Linked DNA regions of Mus musculus: region 1 is linked to region 2. Evidence: chromatin loops called from intact Hi-C (ENCODE). Cell type or tissue: gastrocnemius. All regions are shown on one strand. Each heading gives the region's core, and the rest is flanking DNA. Links, peaks and the distances in the headings are about the cores only. Region 1 has its middle 25 kb from the start of Zbtb16. Region 2 overlaps Zbtb16 (zinc finger and BTB domain containing 16).

The links. Peaks named below come from ENCODE experiments on the same cell type or tissue, not always from the same donor. Only the 100,000 strongest peaks of a DNase experiment are listed, where the experiment ranks them.
Region 1: a loop joins it to region 2, with 6 times the contacts of the local background. A loop is called at or near these places in 36 of 42 quality-filtered maps.

The regions. Positions count from the first base shown.
Region 1 is chr9:48,857,401-48,865,728 of GRCm38, forward strand. No RefSeq gene overlaps it. Among named protein-coding and RNA genes, the nearest start is that of Zbtb16, 25 kb to the left of the region's middle. In gastrocnemius, for the core only: a CTCF peak has its summit at 3,288 (motif pointing left); DNase peaks (open chromatin) are centred at 749 and 3,246; H3K4me3 peaks cover 217 bases; H3K27ac peaks cover 714 bases.
Region 2 is chr9:48,645,287-48,653,614 of GRCm38, forward strand. Zbtb16 (zinc finger and BTB domain containing 16) reads right to left here. Exons shown (of 7, transcript NM_001364543.1): 7 at 6,511-8,328. Among named protein-coding and RNA genes, the nearest start is that of Gm32280, 21 kb to the right of the region's middle. In gastrocnemius, for the core only: CTCF peaks have their summits at 203 (motif pointing right) and 1,105 (motif pointing right); DNase peaks (open chromatin) are centred at 184, 1,113, 2,594, 4,115 and 1 more place; H3K4me3 peaks cover 3,475 bases; H3K27ac peaks cover 5,417 bases.

The DNA.
Region 1 (8,328 bases), core at 208-8,207, 210 kb after region 2:
GGAGACAAACAACCCTTTCACAGGGGTCGCATATCACGGATCCTGCACATCAGATAATACATTATGATTCATAACAATAGCAAAGTTACAGCTATGAAGTAGCAAAGAAATAATTTTATGGTTAGGGCTCACCACAACATAGGGAACTGTGTTACAGGGTCACAGTACCAGGAAGGTTGAGAACCACTGCTCTAAGTGCTCAAAGCCCGTCCCAGGTGAGGCGCTCCCTGTCTAACATTTCCTTAACCTCTGAAACCAAGAGTTCAAATATCCAGGCCTATGGGGGACATTTCCCATTCAAGACACCACAGCTCTCTACCCCTTCCTTTTCATAACTGGTCTCGAAAATTGGAGCAAACCTTAGACAATTCCCAGCCACCATTAAAGTCCAATGGAGTAGTCAGGTCTAGATAGCAATGTTAGACACAGGGCTACAATCCTAACAAGTCATTAACTAGGGCCTTTTAGGGCTGTTCTCCACTTTCCCTGCACATGAAGGGGTGGGGTTGGTCTCCAGCAATGGCCTGCAGTGTTGACCTTATAATCCAGCAAAGTGTGACTCAGCCTTTGGACTCGCCACTTTATATTGTCCTGTGACAATGTGAGTCCTAGCTAGGGTTCATGAGATGAAACCAAGTCTTCAAGTGCCCCGGGCTTCCCCGGCTGCCTGAGGCGCAGGACTCAGTTCTCCACTCTTGGCATCCTGGCCAAGCCCCCAGGGACAGGGTGTTGTAACTGGCTTGCAGGTGTTACACATTAGGTAGTCTTTGGGGTGGCACTGTGCCACGTTGCTTTTTGTCTAAGTTGCCAGCCATTTATTTTCCTTCCTCGCTTGCATTTGACTTTTCTGCTTTCCTTCTGTGATCTTGACAGTGAAGTCAAAGTCAGGCTGACATTTGGGTCTGGTGTCCCCTGGGAGTTCTAGTCTTCGTTCCTGGAAGGAAAGTTTATGTGTGTGTTGGTTCAGGAGCAGCTTCACCAACGACAGAGTAACTATTCTCTGACTTTTCCTTCCTTCCTCCCCCTACCCTCTCCCCCTACCATTTCCCTTCTCCCTCACCCCCCACCCCCTTCTCCCTCCTATGGGGTTGCCTGCAGCCCACGCTGGTATTGAACTTTCTATGTAGCTGAGGATGACCTTAAATTTCTGGTTCTCCTGCCTCTATCTCCCCAGTACTGGGATCAGGAGCTTACTCCACCACAGCTGTTTTATACGGTGTTAGGAATCTCACCCAGAGCCTTGGACCTGTGTGGCAGATGCTGAAAGATTGACCAACTACTGGGTATACGGTAAAGCGGGCATTTGCTATAAAACAAATGTTTGTGTCCACAGTGCATGAGGCTGAAGCCTACTCACCAGTGTGACTGACTAGGTATTAGAGGGATGGGGGCCTTGGGGAGTATTGGAAGGGTAGAGCTTTCCTGGGTGGGCTTAGCACCCCCAGCAGAAGGCTCAGAATCCAGGAGGTCTAGAATCTCAGCTTTTAGGAGACCAAAGCGGGCAGATCATGAACTCAAGGCTAGGCAGGGCAGATTCTGCCTCAAAAACAAAACAAAACACTAAAAACAACCTACCAAACAACCTACCAAAACAAAACAAAAAACTATGGGCAGGCGCAGAGGCCATAGACTGGCGGCATAATTCTCGCCTAACGTGGAAAACCTTAGGCTTGATTCCCCGTGCCACTTTAAAAACAAAACAAAACACAAACTTAGGGATGCCTAAGTCTTTTTTATTTTTATTTATTTATTTTCATTATTTTAGATTTATTTGCTTTTACTGTCCCTGTCTTCAGACACACCAGGAGAGGACATCGGATCCCATTACAGATAGTAGCGAGCTACCATGTGGTTGCTGGGAATTGAACTCAGGACCTTTGGAAGAACAATCAGTGCTCTTAACTGCTGCGTTATCTCTCCAGCCCCTCCTGATGCCATTTAAACACACACACACACACACACACACACACACACACACACACACAGAGACACACACAGTACAACGCCACTCAAGAAACAAGGGCTGAGACTCAGTGGAAGAGTGCTTGCTTGGCAAGTATGAGGTCTTGGACTCAATCCTCAGCACTGGAAACAAACAAAAACAAGAGGACCTGAAGAGCCCCACTCTGATCCCACATCTGCCTCACATCTGCTTTGGGAGTTTGGCAGGGCCAAAAATACTATCTCTGTTTTACAGGGAAGCCAACAGCAGGTGGATACATTCCTTCGTGATCCCTCTCACCAACACACACACACACACACACACACACACACACACACACTTTATAGATTGCTACTGTTTTGTGATAAAAAGAAAGGGACTCAAATTTCCCCCAAATCTTTCAGAATAAGGATAGGATGTGGGAGGACTAGATAGTGAAAGGCCTAGAAAATTCTTTTTTGGGTTCATTTTAAATATCATGCGAGCTAGAGCTGTAATGAGATTGACAACATCAAATATTTTTGTTTGATCAAATGTTTTCTGCCCAGTAACCTAGTCTACAATGAAGCAGCCTTGAGGTTTAGGGCCCCGTGGGCTACACAGAAAGGCACCAGCCAGTGCATGTATATGCAAAGGCCAGTCAGGCCCTCGAGAAACGATGCTGCAGAAGAGGGGCCAGGAGTGAGCAGGGGCCTTCCCAGGTCTGAATTCTGAGGTCAAACATTTTCCATCCTCTCTCCTAAGCCGGCAGATGTGGAGGCCTCTTTTCTCCCTGCTCTGGATATCTGGTGAAGGAAGACTCTGCTTCCGGCCTGTTCTCCCAGCCCATCTGAGTCTGGATTCAGTGAGATCCGGGGTGTCACCTCTGAGTCCAGGGCAGAGGAAGTTTCTGTGCTGCTCTCCTCCAACAAAACAGCAGTGAGTCAAAATAAACAGCCTTTGAAGTGCAAACGCTGTCTTTTCCTACGGGTACCCTCCTCTCTGTTTACTGGGCTCCCTCTGGGTGCCTCTACATGCAGACTCATTGCCCTGTTGACTAACCTGTGCAGAGTCCCCGGAACAACCTGGTCTCAGAAACCTGGTGTGGTGCAGAGAGGAGGTCAGGACCATGAGGTATTAATTGGGAAAGCTTTTATTTTCTCTATCTCAGAGGCTTTAATCCTGTCTACTAGGCCACATTCGCCCCCTTGCGGTGCCCCCAGCTCCCCTCCGGCCAAAGAGGAGCCTGACCTGCTCCTGCTGGAGGCCAGACTCAGGAGCTGTCTGGTTAGCTCTAGGGAGTCAGTAATTTTCTGCAAGGCCACCTGCTACCCCTTCTGCCAGGCCCTGGCGACCTCTAGTGGCCAGAAGGTAGAAGTGAACAGGACAACAGGTGGTCAAGCAGGTTCCCCTTCCTCCGTGGTTCTCAGTTTTGGTGAGCACTTCAGAATTACCTGGGAGTCTTGAAAACTGCCACAATCCAGGTGTTTTATTCGGAGTTAGGTCAAAACCTCCCGGAGGTGAGTTGCAACGTCACCACCTGCATACAGCCACGTGGCCTTGAATTAGTGTGTCCCTGAGGGGAATGTCTGAACACCAGAGTTCGTGCCTTCCAGGCAGTGAGATCTTGTTTCAAAATATAATATAAAACAAACACTAGAAAAGGTGGTTTGCCGTTGTCTTCCCTTGTTACATGGTTGATACTCTTTGCCTTTGTGAAGTTCTTCTCAGTCTTTCACCCTGGTCCCATCTCAAGAGAAAAGTCTGGATTGGGGGTGGGGGGAGGGAGGAGAAGAGCCAGCGGTGTTGCTTGTTCAGTAAAATGCTTGTTGTGCAAGCATGATGATCCAAGCTCAAGGCCCAGAACCCAGATCTACACAACTCAAAAATCATGGTTACAAAGGTTTGCTACCACAAAGTGGAGGGTGGGGTGTGGGGGTGGGGGGACCCTTGATCTCACTGGCTAGCCAGCCTAGTTTAGTGACTTCCTGACCAATGAGAAACTCTGACTCAAAAACAAACAAACATGGTGGGCCTCTCCAGAAGAAGACAGCCCCCGACCGAGGTTGATGGCTGGCCTCATGCTTGAGTGTGTGTGTGTGTGTGCGTGTGTGTGTGTGTGTGTGTGTGTGTGTGTGTGCGCGCACACACACAGGCGCACACACATGCACTCATGCCCCATGGCATCTTTCCCCATCTTCCCTGGCAGCAGCCACAGGGACGAAGTCTGGTGTGGAGCGGCAGACCCAAGACTACATGGCACTCCGAGCTGCCTGTCAGCCGCAGCACCACTCCATCAGGCTCTGGATGAAATGGGTTGGAAGAGAGAAGAGCCAGCACCAGGACAATTAAATTAATTTCCAGCAGCTGCGTGGGATTAAAATCACCCACTTCTCTCTGGTCTCTATGTAATGTTCCTGGAACCAATCTCCTGATCCCGGGCTTCTTTTCCGCGGGGTCACAGCTTTGGGTATACACCCTCCTGATTGCTTCTCTCTTTCCAAGCTGCCCTCCCTCCTGCCATCCTGGAGGGCAACGGCCCCATGGCTCCGTAGTTTGGCTCTCTTCTTCCCAAATATCCTGTAGTGCCAGGCTAGGGTGACATTTAGGGGCAGGGACTCTCAGGATGGAACCATCTGGCATAGTACTTCAGCACACTTAGAGGTTCTAGGAAATGGAGCATCGGAGTCTGTCCTTCCAGAGACCAGATGACCATATACTGCATGTCACAGTGAACACATGGGCTCCGCGTTAACTAACTCATCTCCTCTCTCCTTCTCTCTCAAAGAGAAGGGAACGTCTGCCTTATGGGCTGTTGTGAAAGCCAAGTGAGATAATGTATAGGAAGCATGCGTCTATAATGGATGACAGGGGCTGGCTCATCCTAGATAGCCATTAACGATGTTAGAGGTAGCATGCCGCGGGATGATGTTTTGAGCTTTTTATGTGCATCGTTTAGTAATCTTTGCTGAGTCATGAAGGAATGAAATGGCAGCAAATGCTGGAGAGGATGTGAGAAGAGAAAGCCGGAAACACCACAGATGCGGGGTAAACTGGAGCAGGGACTATGGAAACCAGCACGGAGGTTCCTTTAGAAACTCAGAACAGAGCTTGTGGAGCTGGCTCTGTAGGAAAGAACACTTGCTGAGTGACCATGAGGACCCAAGTTCAGATCCTCAGCACCCAAGCGAAAAGGCCAGCACAGCCGTGCACACCTGTAACCACACATTGGGTCGTTATGACGACAGGATTGCTGGGGCTTACTGAGCTGCCAGCCTTGCAGAAAAGCCTCAGTGAACATCCAGGTTCAGTAAGAGATGCCATCCCAAGGGGACAAGTCAGAAAGTGGTGGAAAGGAACACCTGATGTTCTCTGGATTCTGCATGGCCCTGCAAAAACAAGGGCGCGTGCACATACACATGCACACGTGCAACAAAACCCTAAGCCAAAAAATAGCCTAGTCAGATGGACATGATGGCACACACCTAGTCAGATGGACATGATGGCGCACACCTTTAGTCCTAGCACTCAGGAAGCAGAGGCAGGCAGATTGTTGTGAATTTTAGGCCAGCCTGGGCTATGTACTAAGACACTGACACTGTCTCAAAAAGAAAAAAAGGAGGAAAGGAAGGAAGAAACAAAGGAGGAAAAAAGCCTAGACTAGCAGAGAGAGAGATACCTCGGTGTTAAGAGCACTTGTTGCTCTTCTAAGAGAACCCATGTGGCTCACCCCATGATAACTCCAGTTGCAGGGGTATGACATCTTTCTCTGTCCTCCACAGCACTGCACACAGGTGGTACACAGACATAGCATGCAGGTGATTCACACATATGAAACCATTTTTAAAAAAATTAAGGTTACTGACCAATGAAAATAAAGCAGGCCAAGCCAGGTATGCCTATAATCCTTCAGCTTTGGAAAAACAGAAGAAACACGGTAGCCACCTGGAATTATGAGAGGAAAGGGGCAGGAAGGGAGGCCGGCAGCAAGGATGGAAGGAAGGGGTTCTGAGGAGCCCCTGGCCTGATCCAGGGCAGTCCGTCCCCATACCTCACTCCATGACACAGGCTCCTAAAAAGGACTATGTTAAAAACATTTTTAAAATTAGCTTGTATTGTTTTGAAACAGGGTTTCACTACATTGCCAGGCTAGCGGGAATTCCTTCTGTAATTCAGACCAGTCTTGAACTCTCCATCCTCCTTCCTCAGCCTGCCCAGGCCTGTGTAACCAGTCCCAGCTCAGGGACAGGCTCTCCTTTGTCTAAACTGGCTCTTCTTTCTAAAGAGCCTGGGTCAGCTCTGTTCCAACAGTGGGACCTGAGCCTTTCTGAGCTTTGCTTTGATTGGCATTTACCAGATTCAACCGAGTTTCTCTCCACAGCACTGTTTCCACCCCTGACTCTACTCAGTGCGGGGTGGGGTGGGGTTGGGTAGGGATCTGACTAGGGACTCCCTTCTACCTTTTTAATAGATGTTTGACTATGGCCAAGACACCTCCTCTGATGATCTCCAAGGTGTCATCAGTTTGATGTTTTGACGCTGATTCGCAGCAGGTCTCTGTCACTCTGTGTCACCACAGATTTGGGTGAGGTAGTACATTCAGGGGAACACGCTGCAGTTTGGGAGCTCAGAGGCTACATGTCACATGGAGGAAACGGCACAGGAATGGAATGGATACCACCTGACACTAACCTGCTCATGTTGCCCAGCATCAGGACCAGACTTGGGATGGGATGGTGTATCTGGGGAGCTGGGATCAGTCCATCCTTCTAAATGCCCCCAAAGGGACTGTGCTGGTCAGCTTTTCACTGTAGCAACAAACACCTGATATGTTCAACTCGAAAAGAAGAGAGGTCTGCTTCAGCTCAGCTTTGTAGGTGATGGTCGATGGCCTAGTGTTTCCGAGCCCGTTGTGAGAGAGCACACCACAACGGAAGCACATGGCAGAGTAAGTGGATCATGGCAACCTGCAAGCAAAAGAGTGGATGCAGCCAGGATCTCAATGTCCCTTACAAGGACAGCCAAATGACCCAGCTTCCTTCCACTGGGTCCTACATCTTAAAGTCTTAAAAATGGCAGCACGTTGCAATAGCATTAACGGCTAGGGACCAAGCTCTTAGCACATGGGTCTCACATGGCTTTCTAAATCTCAATAATAGAGATGGAAAGAAACTTCAGGGCTAAGAAAGAGGCGGCCCAGTAGAAGTTGGCCACCACAGCTCTCCCTGGTCACCACAGCTCTTCCCTGTTCAGCACTTGCTTTGTGTTGACTTCTGTCCCAGGTCCCTAGAGAGTCTAATTCATTTCATCTTTGGAACTCTATGGCAATGGGTGTCATCATCATTAACCTCACATTGCAGATGGAAGCACCCAGCCAGAGACAAGCTATCCAACTCAGGGGTTACAGCAGAGCTCTGACCATTGCGCTAGCTTGCTTTCCAATGAGAGTTTTCCCAGCCAGGCCAGAGAGGTCTTTTTTTTAAGATTTATTCATTTATTATATGTAAGTACACTGTAGTTGTCTTCAGACACTCCAGAAGAGGGAGTCAGATCTCATTAAGGATGGTTGTGAGCCACCATGTGGTTGCTGGGATTTGAACTCGGGACCTTCGGAAGAGCAGTCAGCGCTCTTAACCACTGAGCCATCTCGCCAGCCCGAGGTCATTTGAGAAAAGAAAAATCACAAAGTACTTTCTGGAACCTGTGTGGGGGTTCTGTCTAGGCAGGCTTTCCACTTCAGGGGAAGGCTGGGCAGTGTCGGAAACTGCATTAGTCAATGGTTGTTGTTGTGGCAAAACACAGGACAAGAAGCAATTTAAAGGGGAAAAGGTTTTTTTTGGGATCCCTGCTTGGGGTGTGTTTTATCATGAGAGGAAAGGCATACACGGGTACAAGCAGGAGGAGGCTGGTTACGCTGTGTCCAATGTCAGGGATCAGAAGCTTGGGCTGGCAGTGGGCTAATGTAATAATCCTCAAGCGCCACCCCGACCCCCAACGACTCACTCCGTCTCCAAACAGTGAGACCAGATGCTTAAGTGCAGGAGCCTGTAGAAAACAGTTCATGTTCAAACCATAGCAGAAGCAGCTCACGGGGTGGGGCACCAGGACCTGCTGCTCCTGAAGAACTGGTCCTGTGTGTTCATTTTCAGCAGCTCTAAGACAAACGCCGTCTCTCACCCCCACATCTGAGGATGAGAGGAGAACAATGCTTTGCCCTCTCTGGGTGGCTTTCCTGAGAAGGCGATTTGAGATGCATCTCCCCCACCCCCACCTTCACCCCTGATCTATCTTTTCTCGGATATATCTTTGCTCTCGGATAACTTCTCTCTGAGATCTCTCCTGCACACTGGAGGCTGCCCAGCCTGGGTGGCTGGACACACCTGCTCAAGCTGGGGCAACAGGGCGCA
Region 2 (8,328 bases), core at 58-8,057:
CCTAGCCTGATCTCAGCTGCTCTGTGGAGAATTAACGGGAAGATCAAGCTCTGGTGGGGCAGAGAGCGGAGGTTAGTCGTTAAGAGATTTCTGGGAGCTGGGTCGGTGTCTCTCAGGTCAGACACGGGAGGTCCCTGTGCCCTCCCTCTGTCACTGTGACTTCTCATCTGCCTGACACCACGTGTGCATTTCCTTCTTCTGTCCACCTGGGGTCACTAGAAGCTTACTTTATCCTGAAGACCTTCCACCTCCACCCCAATAGATATCAGTTAAAAAACCAAATGCTGCTTTAAAAGAAGTGGGTGGGAGGAGAACTAACAGGTGGTATGGAGCCAGGGATTTTCTCTGAGGCTATGTAGAGCTAACCAGAGTCATAGCTAGAAATATGGTGAGAGATATCTTCTAACCCATTCTAATGCAACTGTCCGAGGTGGCCAGAGGTACCAAGGGACAAGGGGAAAGACACTCAATGGCCCATGGGTGGGGACTCAGGTATCCGAGTGAGGAAGAGCCACAGTCTCGAGAACAGAGGCCAATCCAGCTAGAGATGGGCAAGGGGAGGAGGAGTGTACAGTGTTAGGCTTTTACATTGCCCTGGAGGGACAGTCCTGTGTCAGGGCAGCAGCCACAGCATTTCATTTCTAATTTTTCTGAAGCTTCTGGAACACAGGGACATAGGTTGCCCCACTGTCCCCATACACAGTCTCCTGTCATTTCTTAAAACCAGCCTGGAGGTGGTGTTCAGTTCCAATGGCCTGTTTGGGCCTTCCTTGGTAAAGAAGCTTTAAGGATTTGAAGTCCATCTGGGTCTGCTGATCCCTCCGGGTGAGGTGAGGGTTAAATATGAATTAGCGTTTGAGGGTTGGGAAGACTGGGATCTAAATCGCCAAGCGTGCAACGGGAGAAAAAGTAAAGAGTGAAGATGCAGTGGCTCAGGAGGACTCCCGGAAAGATCCTTTTGACCTCCCATAATCAGGTTGTGTTTCTCCCCTGGTATCATGTGAATCATAGTCTCTGCTTACCCATCCTCACTCAACCAAGACAGTTATACCCGTCACTTTCCAGATGCCTGAGCAGTATACGCACCTTCAAGCACTAGCCACTAGGTGGAGACAGAGTCCTACTTATGCTGTCAAGTAGGCATTCTGCTCATTTCAGGCCACGCAAAGGGGCTTCTGGACTAGGAAGAGACAGACACCTAGGCCTCTACCTCCCCTTCCAGGCCATCCTGTGCCTGCCACATCCCCTTATAGCTTACATTGTCATAGGTGTCTTTACAAAGTTGATTTCTAAGGGTCTTACCCAGCTGACATAAGTGCCTGAGGGTAGATGGGCTAAAAATTGCTGTTCCGTCTCACAGTTGAGAAGAGAAGACCTTGGAGAACCTTAATACAAAATCAAAGCCAAACAGAGTATGGCAGAGCTGGCCCAAAACACAGCGTCCTTTTGACTATGAATTGAGGTTCTTCTTGCTAAATTCCAACTGTCCCTTCTCTTCAGAGGTGTGGCAATGGGACAGCCACTGAGCTGAATCTGAATCAAAGTGGAGGCTGAATGCTTGACTCCAGAGGTCCTTTTGAGGCCCTTCCGGTCTTCAGAATGCTGCCGAATCTCATGGCTAGAACCCAGTGTAAACTCAAGGACTCGAGGGCACCAGAGAAACTGTCGGTGGCTGTGGCAGCCGTGAACCTCCTGGACCACAGAATGGGAAGGAGGCGAGGTACCTTGTCATAGGTAGCTGAGTGTCCTTGCAGGGCTTCCTCACCAGGGTAATGAGACCTGACCCAGGCCCACCCTGGAATGCACCCCTGGAATGTTCCCTGGTTTCCAGCAAATTCTGGCCAAGTACATGAGTAGGACAGACAACCCTGAGGAATTGTGGGATTTGACTCAGTACATGGAGGGATTCCTTCCTGGTGACAAGGGGCGGGTGCTGTGAGAACAGGCGACAGAACAAAACTGTCAACCCTGGATGACAGGATGGAGAGGAGGCTCTTCCCTTAACAGGACCGTGTGTGTGTGTGTGTGTGTGTGTGTGTGTGTGTGTGTGTGTGTGTGTGTGTGTGTCACAGCCTCTGTTTACTCCCCTGTAAAGAGGAGCCAATAGCCAGTACTTCTCCACAAGAGCTGTGGTGCTGAACGGAAGCAGATTCATTTCATGTCCTGTAGATGAAAGGCGTCCCACCTTCCCTCCACTCACCCCTCCAGCTGGTGAGCTCTGGCTGTTGTCTCTCCCACTGCCCAAGAGTCAGACAGAAGGAGCCCAGCGTGGCAGGACTACGGTGTGGACAAAACCGTGTTCTCTCGCTATTATCTTGTCCAGGGAATTCAGTTAGGGTGGTAAGTTCGGGGGGCTCTATGTCAGGCTGAGAGAAGCTGGGCAACAGAGAACAGCCAGAGGTGTGTAACAAGGAGCAGCTGAAAGCCACTGGGCTTTGCTATTAATGTAGTCAGTAAATAAATAAAGGAGGGCTTAAGCTGAGTGTACAGCAATCAGTTTGGAACTACAGGGTAATTAGCTCTGCAGGGGGCCGCAGGGCTGCAGAGTCAGGTTTAAATGAGAGAGTTCACTTTCACTGAGGCACCCCTGGGGTGCAAAGAAAGCAGCCTAGGGGAGTCAGTCCGCCAGCACTCCGGGTAAGGAGTGGCCAAAGAGCTGTAGCTCTGGGTCTGGGAGCACAGAGAGAGCTAGGGCCTCCCGGTGGGGCAAAGCCTTCCGGTCTGTGTGGAAACAGCTCACCCTAGACTGGACCAAGCCAGGTAGTCCCCAGCTATAAAATGCCACTGTCCTGAGCCTGTCACGCCTTCTTCCTTTAAGGTGACCTTAGGAACAAATACAGGCGCAAGAGCCCACACTGAGCTACTCTACCTGCAGCATGGATACCAGTTCTTGATGTCATGGGGAGATGCCTAGGTGGGCATGTGAGGGGCGTCTTCCTATTTAGCTCCATTTCCTCACCCTTGGCGACTGCATCCTCAGTTTCAGTGAGCGAATTGCCTCTCTTCTTCCCTCTATTTTCCTTCCATGTATTCAGCAAAGATTTATTGGGCACCTGCCAAGTGCAATGTTAGGCTCTAGGAACACCAAGATATAGAACACACGGTTCCTAACCTCAAGGAACTCGATGTCTGGTGAAGGGAACACCGGAGAGCTTAGATGACAGTAATGCACTGTGACAAATGGCGGGTTGCAGGGTCTGCATAGCAGGGCACCCGATACAGTCTCAGGCATCTAGGGAAGGTCTCCTGAGAAAGGTAGCATTTGAGATGAAGCAAGACCCCGGGGAAAGCTGAGAGGACCAGGAAGCTTGCGTTGTGCTCTGTTCAGCTGGTGAAACAGGGTGACACAGGCCGCAGAGCACAGGACCCTAAGTCTCTAAAACCATCCTGGTGATCAAATTGACTCTAGCAAGGTAGGGGTGGATCTAAAGAACAGATTGGGGTGTCAAGCAGGGACTACCATTGAGGTCCCATGGGGAGTTTGGACCTATCCTAGGAGTGATTAAGGAGTTTTCAAAAACGTGATAAGTTGTCTGTAGAGGGGGAGCGGTGGGGGGATATATTCTCTGCAGGATGGAAGAGTAAAGGATGGATGGATGCTGGGGCGAGAGGGACTCTGCTGGCAGCTAGGCGGAAGGCACTGTGGCTGTGGGTGGAGGGAGAGGAGGTGCTGGCAGGATGGAGCAGTCCTTAGATTCACTCTTCTTTGTTTGATCAGCTACACTCTTGTGGGTCTTGTGCAGACTTCTGTTAATTCTGGGCTTCAACTCTGCTCCCTGAGTGACATCCAGAGCCACTAAAAAGAGAGCCAATCAAGGGTGTACCAGAACCTCGGCAGTAGTGACAGAGAGCACTGGACAGGAAGGGACCGCAGGGAAGTAGTGAGTAGAGGAGGCTCCCAGCCAACCAAGCCAAGAGCACAAGTGGGATGATCCCCATCCACCCAACCTGGACTCTATCTTTCCAGTCCAGCTGCCTGTCCCCTCTTCTGACCTCAGCCTCGTGCCCCGCCCCACCCCCACCCCTGGCGGGGCCTGCCCTAGAGGCAGTTCCCCATGCTGCGGGCTGGGGCAGAGGGCAGCTGCGGCCCGCTGCCCAGGGAGGGAGGAGGGGCTGCAGCAGGCCTCGGAGGAGCGTTCTCAGGCTGGCCTGGCCGGGGCCCCTTTCTCTCCATGAGATCATATCTGGGTCAAAGAGCATGTAAAGCAGGCAGACCCCGGCGGTCACACAAAGCCCATTCAGCCAGCTCCTATTCACTCACCTCCTCTCCCCAAGAGCCCGCGCCGCCGGGACCCCAGTGCAGTGCCTAAGCCCCAGCTTTGATGTCCAAGAACAGAAAACGGCGATTAAATGTTGTTTTAAAGAGGGAGTGCCCACTGCCCTCCCATCTGTCAAGAGAAAGCTGAGGCCTGAGGAAGGGGTGGGGTGCAGAGGGGGAGGGACGGAGTGCAGAGAGGGCGGGGCGGGGGCTGGCTTGAGGGGCAAGGCTTGAGGGGAGCAGATCCCAATCAAAACGTATACATCTTTGGCCAAGGACTGTTTTTGTTTTTGTTTTTGTTTTTAAGAAGCAGGGACACGTGACGTGGTAGTGAGGTACAGGGCAAAAGAAATATCCCAGAAATGAGAGTGAGTAATGGGGGAGAAAACGGAGGAGTGACAAAGAGAGATGCAAACCTGGGTGCAAGATGAGGAGAAAGAGACGGGAAAGGAGGACCAACAGAGGACCTAGGGCTCGGAAGAATGGAAGGCTTCCTGCCATGGGCTGGGCCTCTTCCTGGGAGGGTTGTTAGGGTTAGTGTGACTTCAGAGTCTCTCAGCTCAACAACCCGAAGGCCAACAGACCCAGGACCTGGAGAATAAAAACTGGAAACACACACACACACACACACACACACACACACACACACACACACACACACACGCATGCACACACACGTGTGTCAGTGGAAGTGCAGGAACTCAGGCTACACTGTTTTAGCGCTGTTAGTGACCCACTATGGAGGCCGTGACTTGGGTCTAGTGGGAAGACATGACGCTGGAGAAGAAAGGCAGAGATGTTATCAGGCTGTGCATCCAGGGCCTGAGCAGAGCTGCAGTTAGTGCTGAAGATGAGCCAGGTGGTGCTCTCCCCTGCAGCCGGGGACCAGATGGAGCCTCAGGCGTTGTAGGTCAGGCAGGTGCTATACCACTGAGTGAAAACCTCTAGCTATGCAACAGGTCATGACTGCCACAGAACCTTCTGGTGAAAGCTCTGTGTTGAGACAACTCCGAAGCTTGCTTCCCCGTGAAGAAGACAGAGGGCTATCGTACCTCAAGCCTGGGAAAAGCAGGCATCCTTTGGCATCTGATCTGGTCAGGGTTAGACCCCCGCATACTGACTGCATGAGACTGAGTGGTCACCACACACTTTGAAAAAAACGTGGCAGCTTCGGGAGTGCTGCTTCCTGAATTCCCAGTGCAGAAACTATCACTCAAGCCAAGAGTTTTTCTGAATGAAACTGTCACTTAGTGCATTGTTCCAAGGTCAAACGACATTCATACATTTAACACTGCTTCTCAACCCACACCCCAAAGCAAGGGTGTTGGGTTGATGAGATGGCTCAGTGAGAAATGGTACCTGCTGCCAAGCCTGACAGCCAGACTTGGGTTCTCAGGACTCAAAGGTAAACAGAGAGAATGGACTCCCTTTGTATTCTGGGATGGAGAGATGGCTCAGAGTACTTCTTGCTCTTGCTGAGGTCCCAGGCTCGATTCCCAGCCTGATGGCTCACAACCATTTCTGACCTTGGTTCCAGAGCATCTGAAAACTTCTTCTCACCTCAGAGGGCAGGCAGCAGGAACACATAGGGTGCACATACATATGTGCAGGAAAACCATTCATACACAGAACTCCTCCTCAACCTTTTAGTCTTCTAACCTCTATACATGTGCTTGGTGTGTGTGTGAGCGTGTGCACACATACTCACACGCTCACACACACACTAAATAAAATGTAACCGAAATATTTTAAAAGCAAGAATGGGAGCTAGTAAAATGGCTCAGTGGGCCAAGACCCTTGCTGCCAGGCCTAATGACCTGAGTTCAATCCTTGGGTTTGTGACTTGTAAATGTAGCATTAAAATGTCATGCAAAAAAAAAAAAAAGGCTGAATGTGGGGCTGAGATGGCTCAGTGGCAAAGGAACGTGCCATGGAAGGTTGGAGTAGATCCTCAGAACCCACACAGTGGAATGAGACTTCGAGAAGCTGTACTCTGACCTCCCACCCTCACCCCCCCACCCCCACCCCGCCGTACATGCACCATGGCAGATGTTCGTGTGTGTACCTGTGCATCTGTGCACACACACCGGTCACCAAATCACTAAGAATGCAAAACAATCAGGGCTTATACTAACACATTAACATTTCTCTGCCTTCATCTCCAGGCAGAAATCCCAGTTCCTCCAGTGTGTTCCCACCCAAGACAGGAAAGAAAGAGGTCGAGGCACATTTTTTAAAAAGGACACTTGGAGCCAGAGACAACTGAGTTAACTTTATTCTCTTCTAACTGCAGATTCAAGGTATACAACTGAACATCGCTATTTTTCTTATGAGACTTATAAATAAAAATACAAAAAATGTTCACTACAAAAAAATCTACTGTTAGTAGGATGTAAAAAATATTCTCTTTGCTATAGAAGGCACAAACTTCACTTGGTGACACATGGAGAAAAAAACCTGCAGCAGTAAATTCACTTTTTTTCCTTTTTTTTTTTTTTAAAGTCTTGTCAGAAACACTGAAGTTAACAAGAAATGCATCAATCTACACAGAAGGAAGGCAGGTGTGGGTAGGTAAGCGGCTGCAACGGGGAGCGCACTTCCAAGTGGACAGAAAGCAGTCTGGACTGGAGGCAAGTGAAGGCAAGGGGAGTGGTGAGATGGGGCTAACTGGAGGGAGGGAGTCGGACCTGAGGGGAGGAGAGGGTGGGTGGGGGGAGAGACAGGAGAGGAGAAAGGGGGAGGGGCCAAGGGTGGGGAGAGTGATTTGTACAACAACCAAAAGAACCAATAAAATTGAAGAAACAAAATTGGGCAACCTCCTAGAATTAGGCTAAGAGGAGGTGCTGAGGTAGACATTAACTAGAACATTGATGAATTAAAAACACTATTCTGTGATAACGAAGCAACTAGACTGGCACCTGTGCTCTCACATCAGACAAGAAAAAAAAAGAAAAAAAAACAAGAAAACAAAAAACAAAACAAAACAAAACAAAAACAAAAAAAAAACAAAAAAACAAGGAAACATGACACCCAAACCAAAAGGCTTAGTTTTGCTTGGTCCAACAGGGCCAGAGGGCCCTCAGTGCTATAACTTACATACATACATACATATATATATATTTATCTTTATATATAGGGCGATGGCATGGTGCATCATGACGGTTCTTCACCTTACGAGGATTCATGCATAACACTATGTGAACAAGTACTATGATACACTCGGGGAGGAGGGACCCTGTCTGCAAAGTGGGCCACCCAGGAGCCGAGGACTCAGAGCTGCTGGTGGGCAGGCTTGCTGGGGCTTTCTCTCCCTTCTCCTCACTCTTTCCCCTGACTCCATCTATTCTGTTTGTCCCCAACCCTTCTCTTGGGCATCTCTTTTTTATCCTCCTCCACCCATTGTTAGTTCTGCTGTTTGTCCTCCTCCAGGAACCTCCAGGTAAGTGCGGCCACCATAGCCGGGTCAGAAGATTCAGGAGAGGGCAAGGCTGTATAGAAGGGGGGGAGAAGATAGCAAGTGGGGGGTGGGGGAGATAAATCAACAGAACCGCAGCCCCCCAGCTCTTTGTGTATCTGTCTCACATTCCCCAGTGTCCACCCTAGTCTGGCTGGCTAGGGGAATGGCCAAAAAGTCTACTACCCGCTCCACTTCCCCCACCATGCCCCAAGACCAAAAGTGCTTCCTGTCTCCTCTAAGGGACACTGGTCCTCCCATCCCGGCTGCCCCCACGGTACCTGGCAGCAATACCATACATCCCTAAAAATCTGCAGCAGTTTTCTTTTTTTTTTTTTTCTCAACATGGAAAAACTGTTCAGGCACGAAGATTTACACAAGCCCGTGTGGTATCCCTGGATTGTACTGAATCACTGGGCTCACCCAGCCTTCTAACCCACCCCTTGTACCCCAGACCTGCCTTCCTCTTCTTCATGTAAAGCAACCAAGCAGCAATGACATTTCTCTATCTTATATCTCTCTTGCTATATCTCTTTCTATATATATAATATATATATATTTGTCTATCCTATATACATATAGGATTTTAATGCTTTAAATGAGCAAAGGAGTAAGC